Regions from separate parts of the Homo sapiens genome. Here regions 1, 2, 3, 4, 5 and 6 are each linked to region 7. A link is a contact called in ENCODE Hi-C or POLR2A ChIA-PET data. All regions are on one chromosome and are shown on one strand. Each heading gives the region's core, a stretch centred on a gene start or an enhancer-like site at or near the end of the contact. The rest is flanking DNA. Distances are from core to core; before and after follow the strand shown. Region 1 holds the start of PKMYT1 (protein kinase, membrane associated tyrosine/threonine 1). Region 2 holds the start of FLYWCH1 (FLYWCH-type zinc finger 1). Region 3 holds the start of CRAMP1 (cramped chromatin regulator 1). Region 4 holds the start of UBE2I (ubiquitin conjugating enzyme E2 I). Region 5 holds the start of THOC6 (THO complex subunit 6). Region 6 holds the start of TSR3 (TSR3 ribosome maturation factor). Region 7 holds the start of ECI1 (enoyl-CoA delta isomerase 1).

Region 1 (3,658 bases), core at 385-2,884, 730 kb before region 7:
GGATCCCAGCCTCTCCTCCCCCACACTGCTGCTCCATGCACAGAACGTTTACAGAGGGTGCAGGAACTGAATGGGTGGGAAGCTTTGCAGTCCATGACCTGTCAGAGACTTGGGGAGGATGGAGGGTTTGGGGGACTGGTTCTGGAGGCCAGGGCTAGAAGGAGCAGGTAGTCAACAAGTAAACTCACAAACAAAAGATAGAACATCGGACAGAGATCAGGGCAATAGCAAAAATAAGGCGGAAGGAGAGGTGAGAGTGAGAAGGCCAGCGTTTGGGGGAGGGTTGGCCGGAAGCGTACTCCTCCCACCCAGTTAAACAGATAAAGAGCCCCTCGGTGAGGGAAGGAACAATCCCTAGCCCGACTTGCTCCGCGAGGGCCCCTGCTAATCACTTTAGGGGATCATCCCAGCGTCCTCAGCTGTTTTTTTTTTTCCAGGAGAGGAGACTAATCCGAAGCTCAGAAAGGCTCAGTGCATTCCCAAGGTCGTTCAGCCAGGAGAGCGCTGAAGGGATCTGAGCTGAGAGCAAGTCTCAAACTCAGAGAATGGAGGAGCTGCCCCGGAAGTGGCTGCTCGAGGCTGCAGTGAACTATGATCCTGCGGCCAATCGCGGTGGCTCACGCCTGTAATCCCAGCCTTCTGGGAGGCCGAGGCGGGCGGATCGCTTGAGGTCAGAAGTTCGACACTAGCTTGGCCAACATGGTAAAACACCGTCTCTACAAAAAAATGCAAAAATTAGTTGGGTGTGGTGGCGCGCGCCTGTGGTCCCAGCTACTCAGGAGGCTGAGGTGGGAGGAACGCTTGAGCGGGGGAGGCGGAAGTTACAGTGAGTCGAGATCGCCCCACTGCACTCCAGCCTGGACAACAGAATGAGACCCTGTCTAAAAATAAAATACATGAGCCGAGTGCGGTGGCGCGCGCCTGTGATCTCACATACTCGGCAGGCTGAGGTTGGGAGAACCGCCTGAACCTGGGGACTGCACCACTGCATTCCAGCCTTGGTGACAGTGAGACCCTGTCTAAAAAAAAAAAAAAAAGTATCTGAGGCCTGTTGGCAGGGAAGCTGCAGGCAGGCGAGGTCAGGCCAAGCAGAGTCCTGCCTATCTGGAGAGCTTCCTGGAAGAGGCGGCTTTTTCTGGCTCCCGAAGCCGTGCGCTAGGGGTTGGGGGTCGTGCGTCTGGCCTCCCACCGCGACCCTGGTTCAGAACACGGCCGGAGTGAGAAGGGGGGTGCCGGGACCCAGGAGGCCGTAGGGACTTCCTGGTCCTACCCGGAGTAACCCTGGGGCTACGCCTGCTCCGAGCACCGGGATGGCGGTCCCTTTTATGGACCCAAACACTACGCCAGCCCAGCGAGGGCGGTGGGTGTCGGGTGCGAGGCCTGGAGGGCAGTGGGCGTCCCAGGGACTGGGCGGCTGAAGCCCCGCGCAGCGACTCAGAACCAGGCCGCCACCCACGCCCCGGGCCAGCGCGGAGAATCCTGTGCGCCTGCGCAGTGAGCGGCGGGGCGGCTCGGCGGCGCGCACGCAGCACGAGGGGCGGAGCCTCGGAGCCCGGGCACCCCTGACGGGCTGCACTGGGGAGGGGGAGGAGCCTCGAGGCCGGTTTGGAATTTTTGGCGCGAGCAGCTCCGCGCGCGTTCACGGGCCGTTCCCCCTCACGGGAGTCCTCCGCCCGGGCGTCCGGAACAGTCGACGGCAGACTCCGGCCCGCTGAGCCACCCGAGGGGTCCCGTGGCCTCCGCGGACCCGGAATCTGGGCCCTCGCGGACCCGCGCCCCGCCCAGTCGCCCCAGGTGAGCCCAGACCCCGCCGTGAGGGGCCTCGGCGTGGCCACCTCGCCGCTCCCCTCCGCCTCGCCAGGTCTGCGTTACCCCTGCCCCTCAGGCCTCCCCGGCGGCCCGCTCGCGTCCCCTCAGGCCCGCCCCCGCGAGCCCCTGCCTCCCGTCCTCCCCAATTCCTGGTTCCCTTGCCTCGAGCCCCTTCCCAGCGGCGGTCCCGCCCTACTCGCCCCTCCCGGAGACCCCGCCTGCTGTCCATCAACCCCGCGCCGCCGCCCTCCCCGTGACAGTCCTTCCTCCGTGACAGCCCCTGCCCCGGGACAGCCTCTCTTCTTCTGCAACAGCCCCTCTTCCCTCGTGACAGCCCGTCCACTGCTCTGTTCGCCAGGGCTTCCCCACACCCACGGAGTGAAGTCAGCCGCGGCCCTGCCTGGGAGGAACTTACCGTCTACCGGGAAAGGTGGCCAGCAGATGTGTCGGGCCTGGTGAGAGGGTGAGGCGAGACGGCCCGATCGCCCAGGGCCCCGGAAGCTGCGGAGGTCACCCCCGCCTGGCCTTAGCTCAGGGACACCCTGGATTCACGTGGGAGCCCCTGCTCCTGCCTCCCCCGTCCCACCACTGAGGCTGTTGGGCCAGGCCAGTCATGCTAGAACGTAAGTCGTAGGGCAGGGACGGTGGGAGAACTGGGTTAAGATGCACAGGCCCAGGTCCCCGAGTGTGCCAGGGTTGGGCCTGGAGGCTGTGCTTGTGACCAGTGACCTCCAGGATCCCAACACCCTGGCTCCTGACTTGGAGAAACCCTGGGCTGGGACTCTGAGGTAGTTAGAGTCAGAGGAAGAGTCTCCACAAGATGGAGGGCAGCCTGCCAGCCAGGCCCAGGTAGCATCGCTCCCCTCACCCCTGTACTCCCTCAGGTACTGGAGACTGCTCTTTTTAATTTTTTATTTACTATTATGTATATTTTTTTGAGATGGAGTTTTGCTCTTGTCGCCCAGTTGGAGTGCAATGCCGCAATCTCGGCTCACCGCAACTTCCACCTCCTGGGTTCAAGCATTTCTCCTGCCTCAGCCTCTGAGTAGCTGGGACTACAGGCATGCACCAGCACGCCCGGCAAAAATTTGTATCTTTAGTAGAGATGGGGTTTCACCATGTAGGCCAGGCTGGTCTCGAAGTCTTGACCTCAAGTGATCCACCCACCTTGCCTCCCGAAGTGCTGGGATTACAGGCGTGAGCCACCACACCCAGCCGCTCTATTGTTTTTTATAATACTTTGGTGCACCAGCCTCACCAACATGGTGAAACCACATCTCTACTAAAAATATAAAAATTATTCTAGTGTGTTGGCACACGCCTGTAATCCCAGCTACTCAGGAGGCTGAGGCAAGAGAATTACTTGAACCTGGGAGTCGGAGGCTGCAGTGGGCCGAGATCATACCACTGCACTCCAGCCTGGGCAACAGAGTGAGACCCTGTCTCAAAAACAAACAAACAAACAATACCTTGGGGCATAAAGTGTTCCACGGTCCAATCCAATTAAATTTTTTTTTTTTTTTGAGACAGAGTCTCGCTCTGTTGCCCAGGCTGGAGTGCAGTGGCATGATCTTGGCTCACTGTAATCTCTGCCTCCCAGGTTCAAGCAATTCCCCTGCCTCAGCCTCCCGAGTAGCTGGGACTACAGGCATGCACCACCACACCCAGCTAATTTTTGTATTTTTAGTAGAGATGGGGTTTCACCATGTTGGCCAGGCTGGACTCGAACTCCTCACCTCAGGTGATTTACTCACCTCAGCCTCCTAAAATGCTGGGATTACAGGCATGAGCCACTGTGCCTGGCCAGATCCAATTAATTTTGAGCTCCTTTGACAGGGTGGCTTTTGAG
Region 2 (4,212 bases), core at 1,360-3,859, 660 kb before region 7:
TGGTGCATCACTCTCCTGTCCTCTCTCCCCTTCTCCCAGAATTGAGGGTGCGGAGCAATTTGAGTGCAATGCCAGATGGCCTACTGGGACGCTGCGGTCCTGCTGGTGACCACAAGGGCTCAGCGTAGACCTAAGGGTCACATGTTAGCAACTGTCAGGTGTCTCTCAGACACCAAGGGGTCCAAACTCTAATCAGTAAGGCTCGAAAACCAGGCGGCTCTGTCGGCAGCTGATGGAGCCACAGAATTACCTTCACACGTGAGTGAGAAGCGTCACCATCATCCCCCACACCTGGGTCACGGCGCTGGCTTGCTGGGCAGGAGCCCCGGGGGCAAATCCCGTAACTTCTCTGGGCTGGTTTCACCTGTGAAGAAAGTAAAGTGGCAAATGAAATACTGCAGGTGAAATTATTCCATGAACTGTCGACCATTAGACAAGAACAAGGTGTTCAGCATCCAGGTGCAGTAGGGGTCCTGAGTGATAGGAGCGGGAGGAGGGAAGGCCCTCTGTTTAAAAAGCTTCTGAATGGGCCGGTGGCACGGTGGCTCACACCTGTCATCTCAGCAGTTTGGGAGGCTCAGGTGAGAGAATTGTTTGAGCCCAGGAGTTCGAGACCAGCCTAGGCAACATAGTGAGACCTGCCCCTCGCCCCCACCATTTCTACTAAAAAAATTTTTTTTTAAAGCTCCTGGATGACTCCAGTGTCTACCCACCTCCCACCTACCCGCAACTGAACCATGAGCGTTGGAGGTGCACTTGCCTCAGACATGAACCACTATGGTGACATCACAGGCTCAGTGGGTGCACACAGACATTCCTCCTGAAGAGGTTGAAGGTGGCAGAGATGCCCAGATAATTAAAATTTACTCTAAAAATGAACTTCACAATCTCAGCACCGTTGGCATTTTGGGCCGGATGATTCTGCTGTGGGAGGCTGTCCTGTTCAGCGTGGGGTGTTCAGCAGCAACCCCGGTCTCTACCTGCCAGATCCCACTGTCATGCCCTACCACACGTTGTGACCACCAACACTGCAGAACGTTCCCTGGGGTGCAGAATTGCCCAAGAGCCACAGCTCCAAAGCAACTTAGAAATTAGAGCGCACAGAAAGGGAGAGCTTGGCCAATGAGACCCCCCCAGCCCGGTATTCCCCAGTCACCCTCCATCATAATATAAGTTTATTTACTCCTTCCCACAGCCTAATGCATCCTCAAATCTCTCTCCCTCTATGCCTGATATACCCATCTTCCCTCTCCTTCCCACTCCCACCAACTCAGGACATGATCCCTTACCACGACCTCTTTAGCCCAAGCCAAAGCCTCTGAACGATCTTGCCAGCTTTGGCAAGCAGCCACTCCAATTCTCCACATAGGGTGCTGACAGGTCACTCTTCCTAAAGCTTAACTTTCAGCATGTCTCTCCCCAATTAAATCATCTCCATCTCCAGCCTTAGTGCATCATCAGCTGGGCGTCATAAACACTCCGCAATCTAGCCCCAACCTCAGCCTTGTTCCTTCCACACGTCCCGCCAGTAGCACTTGGGAAAGGAACAAGAGAAACATGATATAATCACACGAGAAAATCTAGATCAAGCCCTGGAAATCATATTGGCCCTTGGAAAGCAGAAATATGCAAATAAAAATAAGCCATTTCGTTGGAATTGGAGTTTGCACATGATTATCTGACTATGGGAGTTCAGCTTCCAGTACAAGGAATAAAGGAACAACAGGCAGGGTTTAGAGCGAGGGTTTCAACTACGTCAGACCCGTTATGTGCAGGCTCCATGGGTTAGCAGCAGCCTTTTGGAACGGGGTGGAAGAGAATGGAACGGAATTTAATCCGAACAGATCCAGCTGCGTCATGTGAGCTTAAACAAGCGTCTCCCTTTAAACTTGTGCTTCAGTCATCCAGACCCACAGGCACAGAGTACACGCGTAAAAGGCATTTCTCAGTGTCGGCTGTGGGTCAACAAAGTTCGAAAGCCGTCACCGGAGATCTATAGGGTCAGAAGCGGGAGCGGGGTGCGTCCCGACCCGCAAAAGTGCAAGGTCACTGGGACCGCCCGAGCTGCAACCGTGGGACGGGGCTGATGCTGCGGGTCCAGGAAGGCAGCGCTGGGCGGGGCAGACACCGCCAGGAAACGGCGGACGAGTGCGGGGATCCTTGATGTGGGGGTGTCGGGCTTAGGCCAGGGGACGGGGGGGTGGGGATGGAGGGGCGAGGAGCAAGGAGGGAATCGCGGGAGACCCCACAGGAGGCGGCCTGAGCGCCGGGACGCAGACCCCTCCCCAGCACCCGCAACCCTCGGGACCCCCGGGAGAGCCGGGCTGCGGGCGCGTCCACGCCGGGGACGCGGGACATTCCCCGCCCGCAGGGGCCTGTCCTCACCGACGGCAGCGGGGCCCTCCCTCTCCCGCGACAGCGCCGCGGCGGATCCTTCAGCCTCTGCCGCTGCAGCAGCGAGCGTCGACCCCGCGACCCAGGCCGCCGCCGCCACCCCGACCCGGGCACCAGCTCCCAGCCCCGACCTGCCCCTCGGGAGCGAGCCCCGTGACCGCGCGCGCGACCCCGCCGGGGAGCCGGCCTTGCGGAACGCTCAGGCGCGCTACTTCAGAGCATGCGCAGCAAGACCGCGCGGCCCGTTCCTTAGGTAAACCGCTGCTCCGGGTCTTCCCTGCGCGGCGCCGAGCCGCAGGCCTGGCCTGTCAGCGCATGGGGGCGGGGACGTAACTCACGGAAAAGGCGGGGCCATCCCGAGATTGGACGGCGGCGTCCAGGGGCGGAGCTAGGATGGGGGAGCTGAACAGGACGCTCTTGGCGTAAAGGGGCTGGGGTAGGGGGCGCTTAATTGAGACCCCAGGACGGTCCCCAGTATCTGAGGCTGCCCGCAGGAAACGGAGCGTTTGCTGAGATGCACTCTTGGGCCTGTCAGTTTCCTGACCCCGTGGGAAGGCGATTCTCATGCATCTCATTGACGCCCCCAGTGACCCTACCCCAGAGCGGAACCAGTGTGAGATTCAAATAAACAGCGATAGCAACGGATTATAACCTTGACTACGATATGAGTCCAAACTGAAGGAAATAAGTCAACGGGGGAGAAGGGACAGTTGTTTCTTACATCAGAAAGCCAACAACGACAAAAAAATACCTGGGCCGGGCGCGGTGGCTCACGCCTGTAATCCCAGCACTTTGGGAGGCCGAGGCGGGTGGATCACCTGAGGTCAGGAGTTCGAGAACAGCGTGGCCAACATGGTGAAACCCCGTTTCTACTAAAAATACGAACATTAGTCGGGCGTGGTACTGGGCGCCTGTAATCCCAGCTACTCGGGAGGCTGAGGCAGGAGAATAACTTGAACCCGGGAGGCGGAGGTTGCAGTGAGCCGAGACGGCGCCACTGCACTCCAGCCTGGGCGACAGAGTGAGACTGTGTCTAAAAAAAAAAAAGCAGAAATATTACATAGTATTACAAAGTCTGCATGACGTGTGATGTAACACATTGAATGTAGAAGCAGGTATGAGAGCCAGTAGTCTTCTTTTAAGCCCGCAACAAAGATATTTGCAAAAATGTATAACTATGTCACTCGTCTCACTAAATTTCTTTGGGAAAATATTGTACTTTTTCATAAAACTATGTTAACACAATCAGCTTACTATTTTTTGGTAAGATCTTTATTGAAATATAATTCACATACCATGCATTTCTCCCATTTAAAGTGTACAATTAAATGATATGTAGTATAGTCAGAGAGTTGTGCAAACAGCACCATAGTCAGTTTTAAAACCTTTCATCACTCCAAGAAGAAACCTTTAGCCACCACCCTCCAATTTGCTAATCACCCCAGCCCTAAGTAATATGATCTATTTTCTGTCTTTATAGATTTGCGTATTCTGCATATTTCATATAAATGAAATCATGCAACAAATATGTGGTCTCTTGTGACTGACTTCTTTCGCCTAGCCTTAGCATAGCACTTTCAAAGTTCATCCATGTTGGCCGGGTACAGTGACTCTTGCTTGTAATCCCAGCACTTTGGGAGGCTGAGACAGGAGCATCGTTTGAGCCCAGGAGTTTGAGATCAGCCTAGGCAACATAGTGAGACTCTTTCTCTACAGAAAAAAAGAAAAGAGGAACAAGAGAAAATTAGCTGGATGTGGTGATGCGCTGTAGTCCCAGCTACTCAGGAGGCTGAGGTGGAAGGATCACTTGAGCTTGGG
Region 3 (4,079 bases), core at 912-3,411, 640 kb after region 7:
GGCCCGGCCCGCCCGAGCCCGCCCGAGCCCGCCGCGGCCCCTGCCGCCCCCACGCCGCCGCCCCCGGCCCTGCCCACCAGCCCGGGACCCTCCCGGGCCTCCCCGGACGCCCCCTGGCCGAGGCTCGCGTCCAGACGCCCGGGCCGGCGGCGGGAGGGCGCGACAGCTCGGCGGACCCTGCCCGGCCCCGGCCCCGGCCCCGGCCCCGGGGTCTATGGGAGCCCCGGCGCGGGCGCGGGTCTGGGCACGGTTGCGGGTCCGGGCCGCTGCCCCGCCCACAGCCACCTACCCGGCGGGGCCGCGGCTCATGGCCTGGCCCTGCGCGCCGGCCTCGCTCCCTGCGCCGCCTCGGCCGGCCGGGCCGCAGCCCCAGCCCTAGCCCCTCGTCCCACCCCCTCCCCGCCCCCCGAAAGGCGCGGGGCTCCCGGGCCCCGCGCACCTGCCCCACGCGCCGGCCCCCAGAGCTGGCCCTGGAGGAGGACAGAGGAGGCCGGATCCACCCCGGGACGGGAGAAGCGCGGGCTCGCCTGCCCGCACGGGGAACTCCATGGTGGCCCAATGCCGCCGGCCCGCCTGCTTATTTTAAAACACACATAAAGAATAATCAGCTCCGGGTCTCTGGGAATCTTCTTCCCAGGGTGGGAAATGTGAGCTGCTGCGGGGATTTACTAGTTAAAAATGCTTTTGCAACAAAGGAGCCTGTTGCATGGAACAGGTTGGAACCACCCGGGAAAGTGACAGCCCAGTTATGTCCGGGTCCAGGTGCAAGAAGCGGTAGAAGACAATGGTGTTAAAACTCTTGGCAACAATTAATAAAATTATTGCATCAACTTTGCTACCCACCGCCCTGTAAAATGTCAACAACAAAGTGCAGTGACTAAAAATGCTGCAGCCCAGAAAGCAGAGCCACTCAAAAATAAACTCAGACAATCAGGTACACAGCAAGAGCTGCAGCCCAGAAACAGTCCGGGACGGGCACGTGTGAGGAAGCAAAAACGCTGAAGATTAGATTCCTCAGCAGATACTGACCCTGCGTTCAACTCAACTGTTGAGAACGGGGGCATTTCCACTTCAAAGGAACACACGATCGAGGCACCAACACCAACCACGAAATACAGGGACGCGGGCGAGGACCTCTCTTTCCGAGAGATCGGGAAATGGCTTCAAAGTCGCAATGATGCCCCCACCCTGAGGTGCAGATCACACAAGGATCCGTGGCCGTTTTCTCCTGTCGGAATTGGTCTAGGGAATCTCGAGTTCATGCTAGTTTTAAAAAAAACTCTGCCAAAGAACAAAACCACCCACGACAAACACCCCAACTTAAGGGATTTCGTGGCAAGACTTCCCACTCTTCCCCCTCAACCCACCTCTTTCCACTCAAGAAACCTAAACCCCCAAAGACCTCGTCTCGGGCTGAGAACCCCGCTGCCCAGGGACCTGTCCGCCCGCAGGCCACCCGGGACCCAAGCAAAACAAACTCGGCCACCAGAGTGAACTCGCCCGCTCGCCGGGCTCCACACCCAAGACGCCGACCGAGCACGGGGAAGCGCTTTTCGCCACTGAAAGGACCGACGCCGTCCAGACTTTACCCTAAGGGCCAACAAGCAGGGGGATGGCCTCCTTTTCGCGAGAACCTCCAACGAGACCGGACTTTTCTCGGAGGCGCAGTCTCCTCCAGCCCCGTCCCGCTCCGCACCGGCTCGCGTCTCGGGATGGGGACGCAGAAGCCTCCTCGCCCTGAGGCCAGTTGTGGCTGTACCGGGCGCTGTGGAAGCGACGCCCCCCCCGCGCTCTCCCGCGCCGCCCGACAGGACCCCCCGGCCGGGCCTCGCCATGACAGCCCCGCCGCCCAGCCTTGGTCACCTTTTTCATCAACGCCGGGCGGCAGCCTGGCTTCCCGGGGCCTCCCCGGGTGCCCGCAGAACCAGCCGGGCCGGGCAGCCCCGGCCCCCGAGCGCCGGCTGCAGGGAGGCCGCAACGCCGGGCTGGTCGTCCGCCTCGGAAGCGACTGGTCGAGCGGCGCTAGCCCCGGCACGTCCCCTCCGCGGGCCGGCGCGCGGCTGCGGGGGCTGCGGACGCAGATACTGCCGCCACTCACCCTAGCGAAGCCGGCCCGCCGCCCTCAGCAGCAGTTCCGGCTACGGCGGCCGGTGGGGACCTCACGGACGGCGCGCGGGGGCGGGGCCGGGGTGCGCGGGCGCGCGGGGCGGGGCGACGAACGCGGGGGCGAGCACCCCCAATGTTTCTTCGGGCCCGTCTCCCCAAAACGGCGCTCCCATTGGCTAGCGCTGGGCGGGCGCGCTCGCACGTACGAGCCCGGTGGGCGTCGGGGGCGAGCCCGCGGCGCCAGTAGTGTTGTGACGCCAGCCTCGCGACCTTGCGGACTGTGCGTCTCTTTGGATTGGTGGACAGACAGCCAATAGGCCAGGGCCCGTGCTGTGATTGGCCGCAGCAGTGTTGACGGATACGTGAGAAGAAAACGGCGTGGTAGCTCGGAGTGTGGAATCGGGCGCGAACCTGAGTTCTGAGAAGTGTGGAAGCACGTCTGAGGCAGTTAAGCGCACCCTTTCCTGGGTGGAGTATGTGCTTCTGCGCTACGTTAGCGTAGCCGAGCGGCGCTGGGCACTTGGTCATTTTCTTCATAGCAAGAAAGCAGAGGGGTGTTTTTCAAATTCCAGTGTTTCTTTCTTTCTTTTTTTTTTTTTTTGAGACGGAGTTTCGCTCTGTCGCCCAGGCTGGAGTGCAGTGGCGCAATCTTGGCTCACTGCAAGCTCCGCCTCCCAGGTTCAAGCGATTCTCCTGCCTCAGCCTCCCGAGTAGTTGGAATTACAGGCGCGCGCCACCATACTCGCTAATTTGTGTGTTTTTAGTACATACGGGGTTTCACCATGTTGGCCAAGCTAGTCTCGAACTCCTGACCTCAAGTGATCCGCTCGTCTCAGCCTCCCAAAGTACTGGGTTTGCAGGCGTGAGCCACCGCGCCCGGCTCAAATTCCAGTGTTTCTTTTTCTTTTCTTTTTTTTTTTTTTTGACTCGCTCTGTCGCCCAGGCTGGAGTGCAGTGGCCCGATCTCGGCTCGCTGCAGTCTCCGCCTCCCGGGGCTCAGGCGATTCTCCTCCCTCAGCCTCCTGTAGCCGAGACTAGAGGCGCCACCGCGCCCGGCTAATTTTTGTAATTTTTTAGAGACAGGATCTCGCCTTGTTGCCAAGGCTGGTCTCGAACTCCTGGGCTCCAACGATCCGCCCGCCCCAGCCCCCAAGAGCTGGAAGCCCAAGCGCGAGCCCCGCGTCCGGCCGCCAGCTGCTTTCTTGGGGGCGCTCCCTGCCTCGCTTGGCTCTGTGGAGTCCGGGGCCCGGCGATGGAACAGGCCCTCAGTCACCCAACACCTCAGGACACTGCCGAGCGCATCGACTTTCCCAGAAACGCTTGACCCACGCCCTCCGCTCCGAAACTAGAAAAGCGGAGCCCAGGGAAGGCCTGGGCCGAGACCGCCGCGTGCTGGAAAGGCTCCGCCTCGGGATGCACGGGAAGGGAACACGCCCAGGAGGGGAGGATGCCGCGGTTGATCGGGGCTGTGACAGCGCGCCCTCCACACAAAGGGGACCCAGACGCCGGCCCTGCGCCGCCGTCTCTCCTAGAAAAAGCTCGTCCCGCTTCTCTCTTGCAGAGCGGAATAACCTGGCCCCCGACGCTCGGGCCTCGGAGCTGCACGTGCGTGCCCGATCGCCTTCGGCTCTTTCCGGCCGCTCGGGGCGCTTCGGGAGTCCTCGGGGCCGCCTCGCTCACCTTCGGCTATTTCCGCGTTCCTGGCGCGCCGTTGTCCCGGCAACGCGCGGCGGCTCAGCGGCCTGGCAGAGGTGAGTGGCCTTAGGGCTAGGGCGGCCGACCCAGGTCCTTAGGAGCCAGGCCGGGGTTTGGGGCCGAGGATGTGACCGGTGGCGGGCGTCGGGACCCTCCCGTCTCCTCCCACGATCCCGGCGCCGCCGAGTCCCCGCGGCCCCTCGCGAGTCCCATCGAGGCTGGGGCGGGCTTGGCGCGGGGTCCAGGTCGCTCGTCGGACTATGGCTGTCGCCCCCGCC
Region 4 (4,171 bases), core at 264-2,763, 940 kb after region 7:
GCAAGGCCCAGACACTGCAGAAACGGGGACAGGGCCGGGCACTCCAGGAGCGGCCCGAAAGTCTGCCTTCTGTCCTCCTGCTGGGCGCCCGCAACCGGCTGAGCTTTAGCTTCTCGGATCACCGCCTTGCTCTGCTGGTTGACAGCACCGACTTCAGAGCAACTTCCTGGCTGAGGGTGAGCAAAGCACTCACCTCCCACAACTCCACCGCACTGATCTCCACAACGGGTGGTCGCCACGACAGGCTGGCACAAGAAGCCTTTAAAGGCCCTCCTGCACCCAAATGCAAACTCTCCCAGGCTTGGGGAGGTATTCCCTTCTGCAAGACCCAAGCACCTGCAGTCGGGAGACGCTTACCTGGCCGCACCTGATCTGCCCCAGGCCCCGAGAATGTTTCTGAAGCAAGATCCCAAACCCTGAGACACCATACAAGCGCACACCAGCAATCACCCAGTGGCCTAGGGAACGGACCTCTCTGAATGAGCAATCAGGGCAAACTGAGGATCCGTCCCGTCTTCCGTTGCATAGGTTCTCTACCCAAAGGCAACGTTTCTTGAAGAGCAAGAAACACTTGGGGTAGGTCCTGTAAAAGGAAACAAACCGAACTCCCCAAAGACAGGCACTTTGCAAACAGAGAAACTAAGCGTAACTTCCAATTATACAAACAAAACCACTTCATTCTGCGATTCAAGCGTGACTACAGGCCACGATCACAAGCCCAACTAATCATTCCCTTACATTCCTCCTACGCACGTTAACTACCAGAACCAACTACTATTCAACCGATAAAAAGAGATGTCCAAAACAGAATAAAACTCCCCCTCCAGCGAGGCGCTCACGTTCAGGGCCCCAGCAAGCGCCAGCGGAGCATCTTCAGAGGCACAAGAAAACTTACACTTGTTTTGGTTTTAAGGCACCGAAAACAAGCCCGCTCGCCGGCCCCCACCCCCGCGAGCCAGCGATGTTGCAATCCAAGACTCTCCCCCCGCGGCCCATCCTATCCGTCCGCGGGGCGACCGTGACCCCGGAAGCCGCTCCCCGCGCAGGAGGAAGGCGCGGCCTCGCGGGGCCCCGGCTGCAGGTGGCTGCCCCGGCCCCGCGCCAGGCGCACCTCGGGGGCGAAGTGGGGGAGCCCCGGCCCCGAAGGCCTGCGGCGGCCCGGCCGCTCGGGCCGCAGCCCAGCGGCGCCAGCAGCGCGGACCGAGCCGGCGCCGAGCGCGGGGCCTCTCGGGCTCCCCGGAAAGCTCGGCCGCGGCGCGGGGCCCGGCTCGGCGGGGCGGGGCGCGGGGCAGTCGGGGGCCCGGGCCCAACAGGAGTAGAGGCCTCGGCCCGACCCCCGCCCCGCGGCCCCGGCCCGGCCCCCGCACGCGCTCACCTCGGGCGGCCGCAGCCCCGGCGAGCGTAGCGGACAGGTGGAGGACCGAGCGGGGCGGCGGCGGCGGCGCTTCCCTTTGTCTCGGGACTTCCCTCCGGAGCCCGCTCCGCGCGCAGCCAGAGCAGCTCCGAGGACCCTGGCGCGGGCGGGGCGCGCGGGGCGGGGCCTAACGCGGGGCTGCCCTCTGCACGCCTGCCTCGCGCGCCGCTCCTGCCGCCCGGCCCCGAGCGCCTCCCGCGCCGCCGAGCGCTCCCCGTTGCCCGCGCCCCGCCGCCGCGCGCCCGCGCCCCGGGTCCGCCCCAGGAGCCCGGCCGGGGGGCGACTTTCCAGTCAGGCGGCGCCCTGGACACCTACGCCCTTAAAGGAGCCGCGTCCCCGATGTGAGGGAGCGTCTGTAAACTCCCCTTCGGGCTGCCCGCGTCCACCCGAGGACACGCCGGCAAGCAGCGGGGGAAAAAGGAAGCCGAGATCTCCAAAGGCTCCCCGGATGCCTGGCGGTCACCTCTCCAGCCACAGGTCCCGGAGGTTTCCTTGGGGTCAGGTCCTGGGGCCGGGGGTCAAAGACCACTGAGGCCTAAGGATCCTCTGAAGCGTCGCAGGACGGTGACGCTCCCGCGAGTTCAGCGCCCTGTGAAACCCCTTGCAATTGGCCAGTTCGGGGCGGTAGGCGGGGACACCTTCTCATCCGCCCAATGAGCTGACCCCGTACAAAAGGCCGAATGCGAGCATGACCGACGGGAGGAGAAGTGTGGATGCTCCCTAAACCGGGGGCTGGCCCTGGGCCGGGGCGCGGGCGGGACGTGGGGGACCGCGAGCGGCGGGGGCGGGGCGAGCCCGTGGGGGAGGGGCGCTTCCGGTCCCCCCTCCCGCCCACGCAACAAGCAGGACCGGGTCGGGAGGCCCCCAGACCCGCGAGCGCGCGGGACAGTCCGTTCGCCAACGCGCGACCGTGCTGGCCCCCGGGCTCTCCCGGCCCCCCCGCCCGCATTTCGCCGACGGCGGGGCCGCAGCCAAGGTCACGGTGTCCGGGTGCTTGGGGACCGCGGGGAGTGACCACATTCATTCATTCCCTCCCTCACTCATTCATTCATTCCCTCCCCTACTCCGTCATTCCCTCCCTCACTCACTAATTCCCTCCCTCCCTCACTAATTCCCTCCCTCCCTCATTCATTCGATCCCTCCATCACTCAATCATTCCTTCCCTCTCTCACGCATTCCCTCCCTCACTTACTCATTCATTGCCACCCTCACTCACTCATTCCCTCCCTCACTTACTCATTCATTCCCACTCACTCATTCCCTCCCTCACTCACTCATTCCCTCCCTCACTCATTCCCTCCCTCACTCACTCATTCCCTCCCTCACTCATTCCCTCCCTCACTCATTCATTCCCTCCCTCACTCACTCATTCTCACTCTCACTCATTCCCGCCCTCATTCATTCATTCCCGCCCTCATTCATTCATTCCCACCCTCATTCATTCCTTCCCTCCCTCACTCATTCCCTCTCTCATTCATTCCCTCCCTCCCTCACTCACTCATTCCCTCCCTCACTGATTCCCTCCCTCACTGATTCATTCATTCCCTCCATCACTCATTCATTCCTTCCCTCACTCATTCCCTCCCTCACTCATTTCCTCTCTCATTCATTCATTCCCTCCCTCCCTCACTCATTCCCACTCTCACAAACTCATTCCCTCCCTCACTTACTCATTCCTCCCTCATTCATTCCCTCCCTCATTCGTTCATTCCCTCCCTCATTCATTCATTCCCTCCCTCCCTCATTCCCTCCCTCCCTCATTCATTCATTCCCTCCCTCATTCATTCATTCCCTCCCTCATTCATTCCCACCCTCCCTCATTCATTCCCTGCCTCCCTCACTCATTCCCTCCCTCACTCATTCATTCCCTCCCTCCCTCACTGATTCTCTCCCTTATTCATTCCATCCCTCACTCATTCCCTTCCTCCCTCATTCACTTCCTCCCTCACTCATTCATTCACTCCCTCCCTCATTCATTCATTCCCTCCCTCCCTCACTCATTCCCTCCCTTACTCATTTATTCCATCCCTCACTCATTGCCTCCCTCCCTCATTCCCTCCCTCTCTCCCTCATTCATTCATTCCCTCCCTCATTCATTCCCTCCCTCACTCATTCCCTCCCTCACTCATTCATTCCCTCCCTCACTCATTCCCTTCCTCCCTCATTCATTCATTCCCTCCCTCACTCATGCATTAATTCCCTCCCTCACTCACTCATTCCCTCCTTCACTCATTCACTCCCTCCCTCCCTCACTCATTCCCCCACCACCTCCCACAGGGTCCCCAGCGGGCATTTCCCTGTCAGGCACCTGCAGCAGGAGGGGCAGCCACACACCCTGGGTCTGCCTGCCTGGGAGGCGCAGCCGTGGGGATGTGGGTCCAGGGCAGCAGGGGCAGCCTCCCCCAGAATCCAGTCCCTGGAAGCCATGCACAGCCCTGTCCCACCAAGACCAGCGGGGGCCTGGCCTGGCTGCAACTCCCAGGCTCAGAGCCTCCGTGGCCTGTCTAGACACCTGCTGTCCTGGCCCCCAGCCTTGAGGTCCTGGGAATCTGCTTTTTTTTTTTCCTTTTTTTTGTGAGATGGAGTCTCACTGTGTTGCCCAGGCTAGAGTGCAGTGGCGCCATCTTGGCTTACTGCAACCTCCACCTCCTGAGTTCAAGCGATCCTCCTGCCTCAGCCTCCCGAGTAGCTGGGATTACAGGCGTGCACCACCACACCCGGCTAATTTTTGTATTTTTAATAGAGACGGGGTTTCAC
Region 5 (4,213 bases), core at 1,573-4,072, 770 kb before region 7:
AGAACTGTGAGTGGTGCCCCACTTGCCTCAGCCTCCTTCACTGCCATCTTGCCCTCCAACCAGCCACCTGCTTACCCCAAAGTCGAACAGCTCCATCCTCGCCACCTGACAGCACCTCTGGGCTCCTTTCCCGCAGTGCCAGGCAGTGGATGTAGTCTGTGTGGCCCCGGAGGACCCTCTGCATGTAGAGGGGCGATGTCAGGAGGAGACCTAGGAAGAGTGCCTCTCCCTGACCTAGACCTGCTCTAGGGCTCCAGGACCCTGCTCACCGTGAAAGTCCCAGTTTCAAGGTCCATAGTGTGCAACTGACAGTCTCCCCCAGCCAGGATGAGGGAATTCTCCTGTGGAGGAGCAGGATGAGGCAGAAAGTCAATGTCAAATCAGGATAGGCAGAGGGTGAAGGATCAAAGTTTGGACCAAGAACAGTCACATGGGGCTCAGACCTTGGGGACCAGCAGCAAAGCGTTGATCTCAGGCACTTCCAGGCTGGTCCTGGGGAAGGAAAGGCAAGGTCAGTGAGGAAGTGGCTTCACCCTGATGCACCCTCTATCCACGTGGCCCTGCTCACCTGTATGGAGGCTGACGACGCCACAGCTCCTTACAGCCCTTCAAAAGAGAAAATACCAGGTGACCTCAAAGGCTCTCTCTGGGTCCAGGCACCCCAGCCCTTTCCCAAGCTCGACTCCTTACCTTCTTGAGCATCTCCGCCCAAAGCCAGGCCTTCACCTCCCCATCCCCAGCACTAAGCAGATGTCGATCGGTGGAAACCATGCTATAGACGGGCCCATCATGGGCTAAAGAGAAATGCAGAACTGAGTGAGCCAATCCCACCCAAAGTCCTGAAGCCAGACTCCACAGGTATACCCACCTTGGAAAGTCACCACCGGCTTCTTACTTTCCTCTTTGGCTTCTGAGCTCAAAGCAGAGGACAAGCTGCAGGGACAGCGGAGGGGACCCAGGAGTCAGAAACGGGGGCATCCGTCCCATGAGGGCCAAGTGCCAGGGCTAATGGGTGGACAGCGGCAGAGGGTACCTGAAGATGGCAATCTGCCCGTAATTGTTGCCAGCCGCCAGAAACTTCCCACATGGTGAGACGCTCTGGGAGAAGATGGTCATATGGAGCCGCTGCAAGGCCTGGAACACCTCTGTCTGCAGGGAAAGACTGGATGAGGCCTGCCTGGGACGTATGAAACCTCCCATCCACAGATTCCTCCCTGCTTCCCCCAAAACCTGCCAGGCCTCCCACTGTCCTGACTTCTCAGCCTTCTTTTGAGGCGGCCCCGCCCCAAGCCAGCACCTGCCCATGCAGTCCCATGGGTGGCTCCAAGAAGACACTGAAGAAGGGGAGAGTTGAGGTGATGCCTCAGGGACCTCTGAGCAAGCACCCAGGCCTCTCCTGCCAGCTTCCTCAACTGACAAATGGAGCTCACAGAAGATTCCATCACAATTAGATGAGCTAGTGTATAGACAAGAGCTTTACATGGGGCTGTCACTCAGTGCTTAAGCCGGGTGTGGTGGTTCATGCCTGTAATCCAGCGCTCTGGGAGGCCAGGAGTTTGAGAGCAGCCTGGGCAACATAGTGAGACTCTGTCTCAAAAAAAATTTAAAAATGTGGGGCCGGGCGCAGTGGCTCACGCCTGTAATCCCAGCACTTTGGCAGGCCAAGGCAGGTGGACCACCTGAGGTCAGGAGTTCAAGACCAGCCTGACCAACATGGAGAAACCCTGTCTCTGCTAAAAATGCAAAATTAGCTGGGAGTGGTGGCGCATGCCTGTAATCTCAGCTACTCAGGAGGCTGAGGCAGGAGAATTGCTTGAATCTGGGAGGCGGAGGTTGCGGTGAACCCAGATGGAGCCACTGCACTCCAGCTTGGGCAACAAGAGTGAAATTCCATCTCAAAAAAAAAAAAAAAAAAAAAATTTGGCCGGGCGTGGTGGCTCACACCTGTAATCCTAGCACTTTGAGAAGCCAAGGCAGGCAGATTACCTGAGGTCAGGAGTTCGAGACCAGCCTGGTCAACATGGTGAAACCCTGTCTCTACTAAAAACACGAAAATTAGCTGGGCATGGTGGCACACGCCTATAGTCCCAGCTACTTGGAGGGCTGAGGCAGGAGAATCGCTTGAACCTGGGAGGCGGAGGTTGCAGTGAGCTGAGATCGCGCCACTGCACTCTAGCCTAGGTGACAGAGTGAGACTCTGTCTCAAAAAAAAAAAAAAAGTGCTTTGCAAGAACTAGAAAATTAAAAAAAAAAAAAAAGTACCTCTACTACCCCAACATAGAAAAACGTACTGATTTATAATTCCTACTCTCTGACTTGCGTTAAGCCCCTGAAGCACTTCTGGGTTACTATCCCGCCCCCCTGGTCAGAGTCTGAGTCCCACAAATAGCCCAGGCAAAACAGGGCTCAGGGCACGATTCCCTGCCCGCCCCGTCCCAGCCATGCGTGAACTACAAACCCCAGAAGGCAACGCGCACCACGTCCGTCTCACCTGACCCAGAGGCACCGCGAGCGGCACAGCTCGCTCCATCTCCAGAACTACAAGTCCCAGAGTGCTCCGCGCGCGACGCAACCTCACGAGGCCTTACGTGCCTAGAGCGGTTCCTCTCCGTGGCGCCCTACCGCCTTCGGCGCGAAGGTGGCTGGTGCGTACCGTCCCGAACCCTAGGAGCCGAGGTGAGCGCCGCGAAGACCCCCGACATTAAGAAGTGGTGTCCACCGCAGCCCCCTTAAGCCGGATACCCTCCCCCACCCCGAGGAGCAAGCCTGCCTTCCGCCACGCGCCGCCCGTCTTCCGCGCCCGCGCAGAACCTCGCGGCTGTGCCCGCCTAAAGCCACGCCCATCCTCTCTTGGCCACGCCCTCAGAGACTCCTCCCCTGTCGCCCAGATCCCACCCGCAGGACCCCAAAACCCAATGATCCTGCAGCAGCCCTTGCAGCGAGGCCCCCAGGGAGGGGCCCAGCGCCTCCCGCGGGCCGCCTTGGGGGTGACTTGGGGCCTGGACGCCAGGTGCGTGTAGGGGACCAGGGTGGGCCTGACCAAGGGCCGCAGGAGCTTTGGCTGGGTGCTCAGGACTGGTCTGCAGGATGAATACGGGGTGGGGCGAATCGGCGGGGCTTAGGCGTGAGCTGAGATGGGACTGGGGCTGCGGCTGAGGGTCGAGACTTCCGAGGTACCCTGCTGGATGGTCCAGGAGAGCGGGGACCGGCACCAGCTGAGACAGGAATGGGCTTGGGGCTCCTGGCTGATGCTGCAGGCTTAGGCGGGCAGATCCTTGGGAAGGGGCCAAGAGGGTGGGGTGCACCAGGCTCTCTTTTTTTCCCAGCTCCCCTCTCCGAGGAGCTGTGCCCATGAGCACCAAGCGGCGCCTGGAGGAGGAGCAGTGAGTTTGGGGGCAGGGAGGGACTCCCAACAAGATCTCTGTCACCTCTGGTCCCCAACAGGCTGCCTCCTGTGTCAGTATCCCAGCCTGCCTCTCTGCCATCTCTCCCCAGGGAGCCTCTGCGCAAGCAGTTTCTGTCTGAGGAGAACATGGCCACCCACTTCTCTCAACTCAGCCTGCACAATGACCACCCCTACTGCAGCCCCCCCATGACCTTCTCCCCAGCCCTGCCCCCACTCAGGTAGGTTCCTCCACTGGCCAGGCCTTCTGCAGAATCACAGGCGGTCCTCACAGCTGACCTCAGGCCCTGCCTCATCGTGCCATTTTTAGCTCTAGCTGACCTCTGGGTTGTTTCCCATCTTGGCTCTTTGGAAAGTGCTGGGAACCCAGGAGCCCCTGGGGACCTGGACCTGGTGGGAGGTGCTCAGCTAGGCCAGCCTCAGCTCCATGCCCTGACAGTCATTTCCTCTTCTAGGAGCCCTTGCTCTGAGCTGCTTCTCTGGCGCTATCCTGGCAGCCTCATCCCTGAGGCCCTCCGTCTGCTGAGGCTGGGGGACACCCCCAGTCCCCCCTACCCTGCAACCCCAGCTGGGGACATAATGGAGCTCTGAGTGCTGGTGGACAGTGCCCCTCCCACCTTCCTTCTTCCCCACAACAGAAGAGACCAGCGACTCCCGCAAAGGGACAAGGTTCCTCCCTCTCCTGCAGAGTAGGCATCTGGGCACCAAGACCTTCCCTCAACAGAGGACACTGAGCCCAACGGAGTTCTGGGATGGGAGGGGTGGGAGCATGGGAAGGGAGGCATCCCACCCCCAAGAAGAACTGAATAA
Region 6 (3,966 bases), core at 1,391-3,890, 900 kb after region 7:
GCCTCCTGGATTCAAGCAATTCTCCAGCCTCGGCCTCCCAAGCAGCTGGGATTACAGGAGGATACCACTATGCCCGGCTAACTTTTGTTTTTGTGGTTTTTTTTAGTAGAGACGGGGTTTCACCATGTTGGCCAGGCTGGTCTCGAACTCCTGACCTCAAGCGATCGTCACACCTCAGGCTCCCGAGCAACATGCACGCACCACCACGACCAGCATATTCTGTTTTCTTTCCAGGACTCTCACCTCCAAAAAGACGTGGTCCCATTAGCCAAGGCTGCCTCTCTCCTACTGGAAGGGGTTCGGTCGGGAACTGCGCTGTTACACAGTGGCCTGCCTCCTCCCCAGCTTCTTGGGATAGGTGGTGGCCCGACTCCAGCACTTCAGGCCCTGGGAAGCCACCATCCCATGGCTTCTGAGCCGCAGGGAAGTGAGCCTAACCCCAGGTGCGCCATCACGCCCAGCCACACAACAAAAAACTTAAAAAGATGTGTTTGGAGTCAAAGTCCACCAAACCTACCAACACGGTGCGGCACCATCTGATCCCCTTTATCTCTGATCTGTGGCTACCCCAGCTGAATCCCCTCTGGCCCTGGCTGTCCTGCTCAAGGCCTTTGGCCACTCCCTTTCCTGGATCCCTTTCCCCAAATAGCCACAGCTTTACTCCCTTTTCTCCTTTAGCTTTTGGCTGAAATGTCACTTCTTAGACTTTTCCTCAGCACCCTATTTAAAGCAATCCCCACCAAGACAGGAGGATTGCTTGACGCTGGGAGTTTGGGGCCAGCCTGGGCAACATAGTGAGACTTCCATCTCTACAAGAACACTTAACATTTGCCGGGCATGGTGGCGTGCACCTGTAGTCCCAGCTACTCAGGAAGCTGAGGTTGGTGGATTGCTTCAGCCCAGGAGTTCAAGGATGCAGTGAGCTATGATTGCACTACTGCACTCCAGCCCGAGTGAGAGAGCAAGACCCCGTCTCTAAAAAATAAAAAAAGCGATCCCCCAAACAATACTCTAACACACATACACACACTCCCTCCTCTGCTTCACACATCTACATGGCATTTTTCATCATTGGCCATTCTATGTATTTTATCTAATTCTACAGGCTCAGTGCCTGTTCCTCCATCCCTCCCCATTAGACTGTCAGCTCCATGAGGACAAGCATTGGTATATCTGTGTTCGTTTCTGCAACCCCAGCACAGACCCTAACACATAAAGGTATTCGATAATAAAATTACTAAAGCTGGGCGCGGTGGCTCACGCCTATAATCCCAGCACTTTTGGAGGCCGAGATGGGCGGATCACTTGAGGTCAGGAGTTCGAGACCCGCCTGGTCAATACGGTGAAATAAACCCTATCTCTACTAAAAATACAAAAATTTGCTGGGCGTGATGGTGATGCATGCCTGTGATCCCAGCTACTCGGGAGGCTGAGGCATGAGGATCGCTTGAACCTGGGAGGCGGAGGTTGCAGTGAGCCGAGATCGTGCCACTGCACTCCAGCCTGGGCGACAGAGCGAGACTCTTGTCTCAAAAAAAAAAAAAAAAAAATTCTTGGATTTTTGTCTATTATATTTAATACTCATTCAGCGTTTAAATGATATATATACTCATGACCCACCAATTCCACTTCTGGAATCCTGCACTGGGAAACCGCTCACCTGAGGGCAAACCAAAGCACCTACACAGCATGTTCTCCACAGAACTATTTCTAATGGCCAAAAAAATGGCAAGAACCTAAATACAATCGGGGAGTGCAGTGCCATCCTATCGCGTGCTGAGCACCAAGAGAAAGAACGAAGACCTATATCATCACCATGAAGCGTCCCGAGAGATACAGCGAGTGACAACGACAAATCAGCCAAATACTCGCGCAGCATGATTTTTTAAAAAAGCGATTAGATTACAAAAACTATACGTTTTCCAGTTGCATAGACACGCACGTAAAAGCACAGAAACGCGTCTGCAAAGTCACCAGACTATTAACAGCAGTTACCTCTCGGAAAGGAAAGGAAGGACTAAGTCTGGAGATAATTTAATTCGCTACAAGAACGTTCTGGTATATTCTCTCGTACTTCCACATTAATTTTAGAAGGCTGACAAACCAATGCTTTAGACTCCGGGCCGTAACTCTCAGGGTCACTCATCCATCCTCCACTGTTGCTGCTCCCCGCGGCCACCCCCGCGCCGGCCAACAGCGCTCCTCACTCACCAGACACGGGTGAAGGATCCCTCTTGGCCTGGAGGCGACTGGCCTGAGGCAAGAACGGGTTGTTCACCCTACGGGAAGCGGCAAGGTCAGCGGGGAACGGGCCCGGGCCGTCCCCCGCTCGAGCCGCCAGCCCGCGAGGCTGCTCACCCAAACGCGTTGGGCTCCTCCACCACCTTCATCTTCGCTGCACCTGCCGGCGCGGGCCCTACGGGGAGCGAGACCGTGAGCGGGGAGGCCGGGGTGCAGAGCGCGCGCGGGGCCTGGGGACGCGGACGGCCGGGCCACTCACCGCCGGCCGAGAGCCCGAGGAGCAACAGGAGCCGCGCCAGCCCCGCCGCCATCGCGCCGCAGCGGCCGCCGCGCGGTCACGTGAAGTGACGGTCACGTGACCACGGGGACCGGAAGTGGCGTCCGGCGCAAGCGCTGGCAGCCGCACAGCCCATTGGGAGGCCGAGGGGCGCGGCCGTGGGGTGGGGAGTCCCCGGCACCCCAGGTCCGCGCCATGGGCCGCAGGAGGGCAGCGCGCGGGCCGGGGGCGGAAGGCGGCCGCCCTCGGCACCTCCCGACGCGCTCCCTGGAGGCCTTCGCCGAGGAGGTCGGCGCCGCGCTGCAGGGTGAGCGAGGCGTGATGGGGAGAGCGGGTCAGGGTTTGAGGGCCTGCCCGGGGGTCCCACGCTGAGGCCGAGTGCCCTTCTCTCTCTCGTGCAGCTTCCGTGGAGCCAGGGGCGGCTGACGGCGAGGGCGGCCCGGGCCCGGCGGCGCTGCCCTGCACGCTGGCCATGTGGGAGTTGGGCCACTGCGACCCCCGGCGCTGCACGGGCCGCAAGCTGGCCCGCCTGGGGCTGGTGCGCTGCCTGCGCCTGGGCCACAGATTCGGCGGTCTGGTGCTGAGCCCCGTGGGCAAGCAGTACGCGTCCCCCGCAGACAGGTAGGCGCGGGAGGCCTGCCCGAGGTCGTCTTCATTTCCAGCGCGTGGTTCCCTTCAGGGATGGTTTAGTGGCACTTGTATGTCGCACCCACATCCACACCCACGTGGGCAGGGAACGTCTGTCTAGTTTGCCTCCGTTGCGTAGCGCAGAGCCTGGGATAAAGGAGGTTTTGGGGTAATAAACGTTTGTTGAGTGAATAAACACATGCTCCAGGTGCCCCAAGCAGCTGCCTCAAAAGCTTGCTCGTGAAGTCCGTTTGAGGGTGTTTGGGGATGGCGGAATGATGTCCCTGAATCCCTTAGCTAGGCCATTCTCCGGGGCATGCTCCACCTTGGGTAGTGCTGGCTCCTGAACTTATCCCATGCTGTCCCTGGCAGACAGCTGGTGGCGCAGTCTGGGGTCGCCGTCATCGACTGCTCCTGGGCCAGGCTGGACGAGACACCGTTTGGGAAGATGCGAGGGAGCCACTTGCGCCTGTTGCCCTACCTGGTGGCCGCCAACCCCGTGAACTATGGCCGGCCCTACAGACTTTCCTGCGTGGAAGCGTTTGCTGCCACCTTCTGCATCGTAGGTGAGTCCAGGGGCCCCACAGCAGTGTGACCCGGCGGCCTGCTGTTCCTGCTATGCTCCCAGCATCATGTTTCCTGCCGACAGACCCCAGGAGGAGCATAAGGGACGGACAGGGGAACAGTTCAGACAGACCACGGTTCCAGCCCCAACTGTCACTTCAGGTTTTCGGCCTGTGGAGTTGCAGTAGAGGCAGAATGGGATCGCTGTTCTATCAGGGCCGGTGTGTGGGGTGCCATTCATTATCAGGGCACCACTG
Region 7 (3,664 bases), core at 3-2,502:
CAGTGTCCAGAGTAGCAGGGGCTAATTTTTTTTTAATTTTTTAATTTTTTTTTTGAGACAGTCTCTGTTGCCTGGGTTGGAGTGCAGTGGCGCAATATTGGCTCACTACAACCTCTGCCTCCTGGGTTCAAGTGATTTTCCTGCCTCAGCCTCCTGAGTAGCTGGAATTACAGGCACCTGCCACCATGCCCAGCTAATTTTTTGTATTTCTAGTAGAGACGGCGTTTCATCATATTGGCCCGGCTGGTCTCAAACTCCTGACCTCATGATTTGCCCACCTTGGCCCCCAAAGTGCTGGGATTACAGGCATGAGCCACCGCGCCCAGCAGCAGGAGCTAATTTTTAAGAATTTTTTGTAGCAACAAGTTGTTGCTATGTTACCCAGCTGGTCCTGAGTCACTGGGGTTACAGGTGTGTGTCACCATGCCAGGCTTGCTTCCTCCTCCGTTAAGTGGCCATTTTTCCACCTCAAAAATTGGTTTGGGACACAAGGAAGAATTGGAAATGCTTAAGATGAGAACAAAAGTTGAGACCACCCAACACAGCTGGGACCTTACTGCCCAGTGCTCCCAGTGGTCTGACCAAAACCCCACACCAGACAGTACAAAGGCCCACTCCCGAGCTGCCGCTTACGGCCCAGCGGGAACAGACTGTATTCTTATCTTTCGGCATTTCTCTGCAAATAAAAAGGTGCCACTGCGGTCCGGCCTTTGTGCACTTGCCCTTGTGCTGAGCAAGGCGGGTGGCCTGTTCTTACCGCTGGGTTCTGCTGCCCCCACCCCCATTTCGGTGACTAAACCTGCAGCTCTGATCCTGTTCCCAAAGGGGCAGGAGGCCGGGCTCACCCCAGGCAGCCCCTGGCCTCCCTGACGGCCCCCTCGGGAGGGGTTCCGTGCTTTGATCGCCTTTCCAGCGCCGATACTGCAGTAGCTGGGCCCGGCCGAGAGCTCGCGGTCACGAACACCGGCAGCCTCTTGCCTACAGTGTCCCGCGCTGTAGAAGAGCCTGCCCTGGCGCTGAGCTGGTCGTGGCTGCTTCAGCAGTGGGCCTGCGCCTCCTTGTAGGCCAGCCCTGGCCCAGATCCAGGTGCCTGCCCCGGAAGCGCGCGGCTGCCCGGGGTGAAGCCGGAGGGCGGCGAGCGGCTGTTTCGGCCGGTAGGTGGAGGCGTTGACCAGCCTCTGGGAACGGGGCGGGACCTAGTTGGGGGGGCTCCGCCCCCTCCCCAGGAGGCGAGCTCAGCCCGCGACCTTTATCCCGCGCGTTGCGGTCAAGATGGCGCTGGTGGCTTCTGTGCGAGTCCCGGCGCGCGTTCTGCTCCGCGCGGGTGCGAAACCCGGGGTGGGCAGGGATCGGGCCGGGGCCGGGGCCAGGACCGGGAACTAACGGGCTCCCCCACGCTGCCTTCGCAGGGGCCCGGCTCCCGGGCGCGGCCCTCGGGCGGACGGAGCGGGCGGCCGGCGGCGGAGACGGCGCGCGGCGCTTCGGGAGCCAGCGGGTGCTGGTGGAGCCGGACGCGGGCGCAGGTGAGCGGGCGGCGCCGAGGGAGGGCGGGCGTGGGGTCAGGACCCGCGGGGGTCCGCGCTCGCGGGGTGCTGTCGGAGAACCACGTCTGTCGACGCTCGGTTTGTGTTTAGAACCCAAGTTTCGAAACAGAACCTTGCCGCTCTACCTGGGTTCGTTCGTCATGAGATAAAAGTTTCTGTTTTTAAAGTTGGCGGAGGCCGGGCGCGGTGGCTCACGCCTGTAATCCTAGCACTTTAAGAGGCAGAGGCGGGCGGATCACCTGAGGTCAGGAGTTCGAGATCAGCCTGGCCAACATGATGAAACCCTATCTGTACTGAAAAATACAAAAGAAAAAAATTAGCTGGGCGTGGTGGTGCGTGCCTATGCCTGGGAGGCTGAGGCAGAAGAATCGCTGGAATCTGGGAGGTGGAGGCTGCAGTGAGCCGAGATTGTGCCACTGCACTCCAGCTTGGGCCACAGAGCAAGATTCCGTCTCAAAATAAATAAATAAATAAAAATAAAGTTGGCGGGGATATGAGCTGTTATCTAAGTTATTCAATTGGAAGTGGAAAAGAATTGGAATCTTTTGGAATAAAATTACGTTTGTTAACACTCCCATGTGGCACAGAACCTCGTACCTACCCGCCCGTCAGAACCCTTGGTAAAACCCACTGGAAAGGATAGAAAAAGTACTTTTGGAAGAGAAGCCTGTGCGCTCCCTCCAGACAGGAGGCCGAGCTGAGGGCACCGAGAGGGCACGCCTAGGCGCCAGCAGTTCTGCTTCCAGGACATGCTGACCTGGACCTCCCGGTGCAGCAGTCCCTGCTGTGGCTCCTGAGAGGAGGCCCTCCCCCTCCGCAAGTAAGTCACAGCCCCTGCCCTCCCCAACCCCCCAGACTCAGGGCTGTGCCCAACTTTGCACAGCTTCAGGACTCCAGGCTCCTGGTGCCTCTGAACTTGGTTCCGTCCTCTCTGTCTGGGCTGAGGGAGCTGCCTGGGCTCTCTCTACAAACTTGAGAGGGACAAACTAAGACCAACTTCAAACTGACTTTTTTTTTTTTTTTTTTTTTTTTTGGAGATGTAGTCTTGCTCTCCAGTCGCCAGACTGGAGTGCAGTGGCGCAATCTCCGATCACTGCAACCTGTGCCTCCTGGGTTCAAGCGATTCTCCCTCCTCAGCCTCCCAAATAGCTGGGATTACAGGGACCCACCACTATGCCCACTAATTTTTGTAAAAACTGAGTTTCTGAAGGGATCATTTCTGTAGCATATTTGAATATATCTCAACAAAATGCAAAAAAAAAAATTATTATTTTTTTTTTTTTGAGACAGAGGCTCCCTCTGTCACCCAGGCTGGCGTGCAATGGCGCGGTTCCGGCTCACTGCAATCTCAGTCAGGCCTGACTTTCTGACTCCAAACTCTACTTTGTCTTTTTTTTTTTTTTTTTTTTTTTTTTTTTGAGACGGAGTCTTGCTCTGTCGCCAGGCTGGAGTGCAGTGGCACGATCTCCGCTCACTGCAAGCTCCGCCTCCCGGGTTCACACCATTCTTCTACCTCAGCCGCCCAAGTAGCTGGGACTACAGGCGCCCGCCACCACGCCCGGCTAATTTTTTTTTTTTGGTATTTTTAGTGGAGACGGGGTTTCACCATGTTAGCCAGGATGGTCTTGATCTCCTGACCTCGTGATCCACCCGCCTCGGCCTCCCAAAGTGCTGGGATTACAGGCGTGAGCCACCGCGCCCGGCTTACGTTGTCTTTTTATATGGTAAAGTGGGGAGGCACTCGAGTAAAAAAATTGTCATTGTACGAACACTTTTCCTTTTTTACCGGAGGTAATGTGTGTGTGTGTGTACATAAAAATCTTTAAAATATGCCTCACATTTACCATTCTAGCCATTTTGCAATGTACAACCCCGTGGCCGTAAGTATATTCACAATGTGTAGTCCACACTACCCATTCCAATACCTTAAGATAACATGTTTTTGAGTCCGGGCCCGGTGGCTCCCACCTGTAATCCCAGCACTTTGGGAGGCCAGGGTGCGCGGATCACGAGGTCAGGAGATTGAGACCATTCTGGCTAACACGGTGAAACCCCATCTCTACTAAAAAATACAAAAAAAAATTAGCCGGGCGTGGTGGCGGGCACCTGTAGTCCCAGCT

Evidence for each region. A loop is a pair of places that touch in the nucleus more often than their neighbours do. ChIA-PET counts read pairs that join two places held with the same protein, here RNA polymerase II (POLR2A). Pooled maps may share reads with other maps.
Region 1: a pooled map shows a loop between it and region 7 (5-fold over the local background). The contact joins the promoter of PKMYT1 here to the promoter of ECI1 in region 7. A Hi-C loop is called at or near these places in 1 of 168 maps with a recorded cell type or tissue (transverse colon) and 6 of 50 pooled maps. POLR2A ChIA-PET finds 5 or more read pairs at or near these places in 3 of 52 experiments (GM10248, Panc1 and RWPE1).
Region 2: a pooled map shows a loop between it and region 7 (4-fold over the local background). The contact joins the promoter of FLYWCH1 here to the promoter of ECI1 in region 7. A Hi-C loop is called at or near these places in 1 of 37 single-sample maps with no recorded cell type and 9 of 50 pooled maps. POLR2A ChIA-PET finds 5 or more read pairs at or near these places in 3 of 52 experiments (HCT116, RWPE1 and activated CD4-positive, alpha-beta T cell).
Region 3: a loop to region 7 is called in a pooled map, with 6 times the contacts of the local background. The contact joins the promoter of CRAMP1 here to the promoter of ECI1 in region 7. A Hi-C loop is called at or near these places in 2 of 168 maps with a recorded cell type or tissue (CD4-positive, alpha-beta memory T cell and naive thymus-derived CD4-positive, alpha-beta T cell), 1 of 37 single-sample maps with no recorded cell type and 10 of 50 pooled maps.
Region 4: a pooled map shows a loop between it and region 7 (7-fold over the local background). The contact joins the promoter of UBE2I here to the promoter of ECI1 in region 7. A Hi-C loop is called at or near these places in 2 of 168 maps with a recorded cell type or tissue (CD8-positive, alpha-beta T cell and sigmoid colon) and 9 of 50 pooled maps.
Region 5: a loop to region 7 is called in a pooled map, with 6 times the contacts of the local background. The contact joins the promoter of THOC6 here to the promoter of ECI1 in region 7. A Hi-C loop is called at or near these places in 1 of 168 maps with a recorded cell type or tissue (ascending aorta) and 10 of 50 pooled maps. POLR2A ChIA-PET finds 5 or more read pairs at or near these places in 1 of 52 experiments (WTC11).
Region 6: a loop to region 7 is called in a pooled map, with 4 times the contacts of the local background. The contact joins the promoter of TSR3 here to the promoter of ECI1 in region 7. A Hi-C loop is called at or near these places in 2 of 50 pooled maps. POLR2A ChIA-PET finds 5 or more read pairs at or near these places in 2 of 52 experiments (WTC11 and activated CD8-positive, alpha-beta memory T cell).

The regions. Positions count from the first base shown.
Region 1 is chr16:2,978,422-2,982,079 of GRCh38, reverse strand. PKMYT1 (protein kinase, membrane associated tyrosine/threonine 1) reads left to right here and starts at 1,634. Exons shown (of 9, transcript NM_004203.5): 1 at 1,634-1,794; 2 at 2,168-2,432. The coding sequence starts at 2,423. RefSeq lists enhancers at 315-1,191, 1,192-2,067, 2,068-2,944 and silencers at 1,301-1,660, 1,671-1,900.
Region 2 is chr16:2,910,328-2,914,539 of GRCh38, reverse strand. FLYWCH1 (FLYWCH-type zinc finger 1) reads right to left here and starts at 2,609. Exons shown (of 10, transcript NM_001308068.2): 1 at 2,386-2,609; 2 at 251-364. RefSeq lists silencers at 1,976-2,165, 2,139-2,238, 2,269-2,418, 2,439-2,748, 2,799-2,858.
Region 3 is chr16:1,610,442-1,614,520 of GRCh38, reverse strand. CRAMP1 (cramped chromatin regulator 1) reads right to left here and starts at 2,161. Exons shown (of 21, transcript NM_020825.4): 1 at 1,864-2,161. It overlaps IFT140 (intraflagellar transport 140), which reads left to right and starts at 2,449. Exons shown (of 31, transcript NM_014714.4): 1 at 2,449-2,553; 2 at 3,668-3,857. RefSeq lists enhancers at 1,265-1,765, 1,766-2,266, 2,655-2,714 and silencers at 1,645-1,804, 1,835-1,954, 1,975-2,504, 3,743-4,079.
Region 4 is chr16:1,306,978-1,311,148 of GRCh38, reverse strand. UBE2I (ubiquitin conjugating enzyme E2 I) reads right to left here and starts at 1,513. Exons shown (of 7, transcript NM_003345.5): 1 at 1,376-1,513. RefSeq lists enhancers at 392-1,003, 1,705-1,944 and silencers at 975-1,164, 1,365-1,664, 2,155-2,444.
Region 5 is chr16:3,022,644-3,026,856 of GRCh38, reverse strand. It overlaps THOC6 (THO complex subunit 6), which reads right to left and starts at 2,822. Exons shown (of 13, transcript NM_024339.5): 1 at 2,492-2,822; 2 at 1,034-1,149; 3 at 869-933; 4 at 691-794; 5 at 569-606; 6 at 444-492; 7 at 270-341; 8 at 76-178. The coding sequence starts at 2,530. It overlaps HCFC1R1 (host cell factor C1 regulator 1), which reads left to right and starts at 2,915. Exons shown (of 4, transcript NM_017885.4): 1 at 2,915-3,010; 2 at 3,327-3,383; 3 at 3,496-3,624; 4 at 3,859-4,213. The coding sequence starts at 2,916. The coding sequence ends at 3,994. RefSeq lists enhancers at 2,500-2,809, 2,199-2,842, 2,843-3,487, 3,470-3,569 and a silencer at 2,880-3,079.
Region 6 is chr16:1,350,552-1,354,517 of GRCh38, reverse strand. It overlaps TSR3 (TSR3 ribosome maturation factor), which reads left to right and starts at 2,640. Exons shown (of 6, transcript NM_001001410.3): 1 at 2,640-2,825; 2 at 2,920-3,139; 3 at 3,518-3,711. The coding sequence starts at 2,714. It overlaps GNPTG (N-acetylglucosamine-1-phosphate transferase subunit gamma), which reads right to left and starts at 2,587. Exons shown (of 11, transcript NM_032520.5): 1 at 2,501-2,587; 2 at 2,359-2,416; 3 at 2,212-2,279. The coding sequence starts at 2,552. RefSeq lists a silencer at 2,363-3,062.
Region 7 is chr16:2,249,175-2,252,838 of GRCh38, reverse strand. It overlaps ECI1 (enoyl-CoA delta isomerase 1), which reads left to right and starts at 1,252. Exons shown (of 7, transcript NM_001919.4): 1 at 1,252-1,324; 2 at 1,410-1,523. The coding sequence starts at 1,273. LOC107984839 (a long non-coding RNA gene) reads right to left here and starts at 1,169. Exons shown (of 2, transcript XR_001752052.2): 1 at 846-1,169. RefSeq lists enhancers at 801-860, 1,791-1,920 and a silencer at 1,111-1,580.